Regions from separate parts of the Mus musculus genome. Here region 2 is linked to region 1. A link is a loop called in an ENCODE intact Hi-C map of the cell type or tissue named here. Cell type or tissue: heart. All regions are shown on one strand. Links, peaks and the distances in the headings refer to the core of each region. The heading gives the core; the rest is flanking DNA.

Evidence for each region. Peaks named below come from ENCODE experiments on the same cell type or tissue, not always from the same donor. Only the 100,000 strongest peaks of a DNase experiment are listed, where the experiment ranks them.
Region 2: it touches region 1 in a loop (7-fold over the local background); 5 of 42 quality-filtered maps call a loop at or near these places.

The regions. Positions count from the first base shown.
Region 1 is chr2:113,233,408-113,236,330 of GRCm38, forward strand. No RefSeq gene overlaps it. Among named protein-coding and RNA genes, the nearest start is that of Ryr3, 18 kb to the left of the region's middle. In heart, for the core only: a CTCF peak has its summit at 1,349 (motif pointing left); no DNase peak of the experiment used is centred there.
Region 2 is chr2:112,499,632-112,502,554 of GRCm38, forward strand. The region is part of intron 1 of Aven (apoptosis, caspase activation inhibitor); the gene reads left to right. It overlaps Gm22676 (a small nucleolar RNA gene), which reads left to right and starts at 1,238; the gene lies at 1,238-1,366. It also overlaps a transcript of Chrm5 not described here. In heart, for the core only: a CTCF peak has its summit at 1,746; a DNase peak (open chromatin) is centred at 1,820.

The DNA.
Region 1 (2,923 bases), core at 195-2,694:
ACCTGCTGTGTGCATGAGCAGCTATGCCCATCCGCCCAAGAATGTCCTGTCATTGGATAAGAGTTTTTTCCTTTAGCTCAGAAAGGACACAAGCATCGACTAGCAGCTTGTTTGCTTGTGGTTGTTGGAAAAGCCTTGGGGCAGAGCTGGCTCACATCTGCATCTAAGAGAACCCAGGTCCTAATGCCCACATGTTTGCAATGTGACACATACATAGCTTAGAAGTTTGTCACACATACTGAAGAAGCCACATGATTTGTGTCCCAGGAAAGATTGTATTCATGTGATATTATTAGAGATGAACTCCAAGTGATGTGTCCATCACTGTAACCAACTACACAGAGTCCTCCACTCAGGAGTCCCTGAAGGCTGTGTTGTCAGAGATGTTTGCCCCATGCCCCTGGAAATTGCCTTCAGTACCAGGGTACCTGTGGCTTGGGTAGTAGCTAGACTTGAGACTGAAAGGGCGATTTAAGGAACCACTATCCTGTTTGGCAGAGAGTTGGGGATTGCTTTCATGTTTTCCTGCTGAAGGAATTAGAAGCTGCACACAATTACGCTGACTGTGTGCTCTGGTATACATTTGAGTTAAAGTCAAAGTGAGCAAGAAAGGGCCATCTCACTAGAGACAAACCTGTGGATCCCAACTTGGTGCTGAAAAGGACAAGCTAATCCAAGGGTTTGGAACAAAATGTTATGAAGAATATGCCAACTAAAATGAATGATTTTTGCTATTCTTCTCGTTTATGAAGGACACAGCAGTGCCGGGGGGGGGGGGGGGGTCAGAAAGAAGTTAACAGAGAAGCACACAATGTCCCCAGAAAAGCAGAAGGCCAAAAGGATATCACAGAGCCCTCTGCGTGGGTAACAATCTGTTTCCATCAATACCCAAAAGAAAACAGGAGTGGGGTTCTGCGAAGAGTGAGGAATGTGGGTTAGATCATGAGAACTCTGTGGCTAAGGTAACAGCAAGGAAGGGCCCAGAATGTATGGGATAAATGGGAGGGTCCCTGAATGTTTGCAGTTGGTAGCAAATTGGAAATGTGGTGACTCACATTGTGTAACAGACTCTCAACCTGAATTCAAAGTTAACTTATGGCCTCAGATGGCAATAGGCAATGACTAGGATTAAACCAGAATTTAAAAATAACCAAGGCAGGCGGTATCAAGCAGGGAAGAGTAATTATGCACTCAATGGTCAAACCAGGACCAGAAGATTGTATGAGTTCTTTTTTTAACACCCTACATGGACTTTCTTGTCTGGGATATCTTTTTCTCCTGAAACAGTTGAAGCTTCTCAGGCGTCTGGACTCACACAGTCACAGTTACACTACTCTGCCCTCTAGTGGCCTAATGTGAATCCTAGTTCCCGATAAGACATTTGAATTTGTTTTGATCTATCAGTTTGTATTAAGATTTTCTGACAGTTTTTCTATGCAACAAATACAATTTCAGAACTTTCAGAACATAAACAAACAGCACAAAACTATAGTTCCTTTTCTATTCCTTATGAAGAGTTTAGAAACTAGGGTTCAGGAGAGTGTCTGTGATAATTCATTAGAGAGAGAGAGAGAGAGAGAGAGAGAGAGAGAAAGAGAGAGAGAGAGAGAGAGAGAGAGAGGAGAGAGAGAGAGAGAGAGAGAGAGAGAGAGAGAGAGAGGAAGGAGACACAGAGAGAGACATATTTCATTAATAGGTATTCTATGTCAGTGAGACAGACTGTGTATTTAATAGTGGGAGACAATGGGAAGAAATGACTCAATCAGGGCAATCTTTATAAACCCACTCCACATAAACTTGCACATTAAGAAGGTCAACAGCCACTGAAAATATCCAAGAAGCAGAAATAATCAAACACTTGACTTTGAAAGACTATCCTAGCAACAGTGATAGGATTCTAGATATGATTCTGTCACTATAGAATTCTATGTTTTGGGGTTTACTGAGTATCTCACCCTAAAGTTTCTATGTTTCCTTAAGCTATCTCCAATGTTATTTGTAACTCAGTGAAAAACACTCTCCAGGAGACTGAATTCGACCTAGACCAAAAGATGCACACATACATATTGTAATTGACCATGGTGAATGCACAGAACACCTTCTTGTTGTTATTAGACTTTGTTCTCCTTGTGAGAGAAATAGATGGAATTGACATGTTATAGACGCAGTTCCAGGAAGAGAACTTAACATTCATCTTTCAATTTGGATTTAGAAGTAAGGGCATTAGATGTTTGATGGATATAGCTTTGGTTAGGAGCCTCCCAGAGTTATATATTAGAAGGCTGAATAAGGTAAATGGGGTGGAATTAGTAACTGGGACAGACAACACCCCAAATGTGAACTGAAAGAGTCAATTAATTCCTAGCCACCCAAAACAAAGAAATTACTTGTTTGAGCCTTGATAAGTATTTTGTATGCTGCTCCTGCGTTTGCTATTGATAATTAATGGGGAAGTATATATTTTTATTTAACACATTGAATTTAGGTAGTATAACTAAAGCCATATTATTTAGTTAATGTATTCTAACCCATGCCACAAAAAGATTTTATAGCTCTGTAAAGATTTCTTACAAAGAATATGACATAGTAAAAAAATTAATCTCATGAATAAAAATGCATGTAAACCTTAAACGACGGCTATAAAACTCGATAATATGAAAAAAGTCAAAGTTTTAATACAGGACTTTAAAACACAAGAAAGGTCAAAGAAAAGATATTCTCAAAATATGTTTTTAATATATTTATGTTTGCAGTGCATTTAGATGATTGCATTAACTATCTCCTCTGGTATTTCATGCTAAAATAATTAATGTTCATTTTATTAATCAGGAAAAAGTTGAAGGATTCCTCAAAAATCACAAAACAACTCCCAGAGTAGTAGTAGGTCACATGTTTGTTTAGTTATCTGTCTATCCGTCCTCTC
Region 2 (2,923 bases), core at 277-2,776, 730 kb before region 1:
GTTGAGGATGTGGCTCTTTTGCTAGAATGTCTAGCATGCACAAGGCCCTGGGTTTGGTCCCCAGCACCACAAACTCTGGGTATGGGGTTGCATACCTTATCAGAACTCAGAATGGGAGGCAGCTATCAGAAGGTACACAGTAGTTAGAGGCCATCTTGGGCTTCCAGAAACCCTGTCTCAACAATGGCTGTAGAAGCACTTTAAAAGGCACACCACTTTTATGAGTAGCCTTAAATACAGTAGTGACTTGAAACTGGCTTTATACATTTAAAAAAATAATGCATCAATAAAGCCTTTAGCAGTAAAATTTCAACTGTTCCTTATATTTTTAAATTAATATTTTCTTCCCATATTTTCTTCATAATTTTATCTGGGGTAATATATTTTATACTTGAGAATTGTTTAATAGTTGCTTTCCACTTCTGTGCAATAATTTTTGTTTTATTTATTTATTTATTTTTTTGTTTGTTTTTGAGACAGGGTCTCACATAGGGCAGACTGGCCTTGAACTTCTGATTCTCCTATCTCGCCAGTGCCAGGGTTTCTGAATGGTAATAACTATATTATTAAAGTGTAATTAGGATGACTGACTTGTATCAAATTCATATACATATTATTTTAAGACCTTCAGTTCTATGGTTCTTCTATTTTTTGTATTTATCAAATCACGTTATAACACCAAGAGACATTGTTAATTGATTGTGTATTCAGTGAGACAGTCACTGTGTATAAAGAGCTATATGTGCTTCCATATGTATGAATGGATCCTTATCATTTATGACTGGAAAATTAAAACTGTTCAGTTAGCGAATACTTAAATGTGCTGTGTGAATTTCATGTGTGCATGTATGTTTTGAGTTCCTTGGGCATCTAGAGTTGTGCTGTTATAGTTTATGTCTGCTCATTTGACCTTGTGTTTTTTTGTGTGGTTGTTTACGTGTTAGATGCAGTCTGTACTTTCTACACTCTGGAGTGTGGATTACTTAGAAGTGTGACACAACAGCATTGTCCATCAACAAAAGTTCTGATCACAGGATTCTCTTTTTTCTCTCTTTGATTGTTATTAGGCACGGTCTTCTATTCCACAGCCCAGGCTGTCCTGGAACAAGATACTGTAGCTTGAGATGGCCTTGATCCTCCTGTGGGGATTATAGGCAAGTGCTACCACATCTAGCAGGACACCACTGTTCCCAAGAAACAAATACTAGAGACCTAGAGTCGAAAGCTAACCTGTAAACGGGTGTGCTCAGAGCAGGGGGCCTGAGGAATGGCTCCTCTGTTTATAACACACCCAATATAAACCTGGTCATGATGTGAGGAGGGCTACAAAGTTTGTTGCCGTCCCCCAAACACATGTCCTACACATTTAAAAACAAAGCAAAGCAAAGCAAAGCAAACCAAACCAACCAAGAAACATAAAATTGTGTCTTTTAGCTTCATCAAAAAGCAGTTGACTGACTTCTCTGTCAAATGCAAGTTGTGTTAACTCCACCTCCAAAGCCGCTTTTCCAACTCCAAAACAATGAACATAAACATCAGCCCAGAGTAGGAGGGTGAGGGCCTGAGCCTGTTGTGCTGGAAGGGCCCTGGGCTCAGCACCCAGAAGACAGCCCGGCCAGACTTGCATCCCCTCCCCTGGAAGACAGCCCGGCCAGACTTGCTTCCTCTCCCCTCTCTAGAGCTGGGCTTGCTCTCAAGCCTCATGAAACTAGCGATCAAAGCACAGTTTTAGCTCTGAACAGCAGGTGGGGCAAGTAGCACACTACTTTTCAAATGAGCCCTGGGCCCTGGGCCACTGGCAGACAGCAGCAGGGAACGCTCCTTATTGGCTGTGGATCTTAACTATCAGTGTAGTGCTTCCCCAGTCCCGGGCTCTCTGTCCCAGGCCACTGGAGAGATCTGCGAAAGGATGCATCCACACCACTGATCTCTCTGTTGTTTCTCCTCCCTTTGTTTTACAGAGACAATTCTGGTTTTTAAACATTGTCACTGTGCATATTATTTGTTCACAGGCCTATGTTACTTGAAAACCCTTTTTACAAGTATGCAAATGCTGCGCTCCCCCTACCCTCTTCCCACTCTGGTGACTTCCTTTGTTCCTCAGTTTCCCTTCTTTCATACAGGTGCTTTACGCACACATATGTAATTTTATCTCTCTCTCTAGAAACCACAGACAGAGAAAGCACTTTTCTCCTGACTTTGGCTGTATTCGCTCTATCACCCCCAGCCAAGCCCATCTTTCTGCAGATGCTGTGCCTCCATCTTTCTTTAGGATTGAAATAATCCTGTCCAGCATATAGATCGGATTTGCTTTATTCATCCCAGCAGAGGAAACTCTTTAAGTGGTGGAGTGTTTTACTTTTGGGAGATGTGAGACATTTTGCCTTCCTGGTCAACAGCATGCATGCCTGGCCCAAGACTAGTTGACAGCTGGGTGTGCTTAACGTGGCAGTGGGTATTTTACCTTAACGTGACATTTCCAGATGGAAATGTTTCCTGAAACTGGTTTGTCCCGTAAATTTCAGGCCTAGAGTGGTACCACGATGTTAGTACAGTTTTACTTATTAATGTATATTGGGGCTCAACATCAGAGTAGAACATATATCTATAGAATATACCATGTGAAGTATCAGATTTTGGGAGTTATTAATTTTTTTGGGTCTTTAGCATCTTCTGATATATTGATTTTTATTTAGTGTTCGTTCTTACTATCTGGATGGCAGAAATAGAATTTACATAGTTAGTGGCTTTTTTGGTTCCACTTCCATTTCACCCAACTATCATACCTTAAAAACACATTTATTTCGTTATTATTTCTATTTATGTGTATGTGTGTGAGTGCATGTCAAGTGTATGCTGGTGCCCATGGAGGCCAGAAGACGGGATCAGATCCCCTGGGGCTAGAGTTACAGGCAGATGTGAT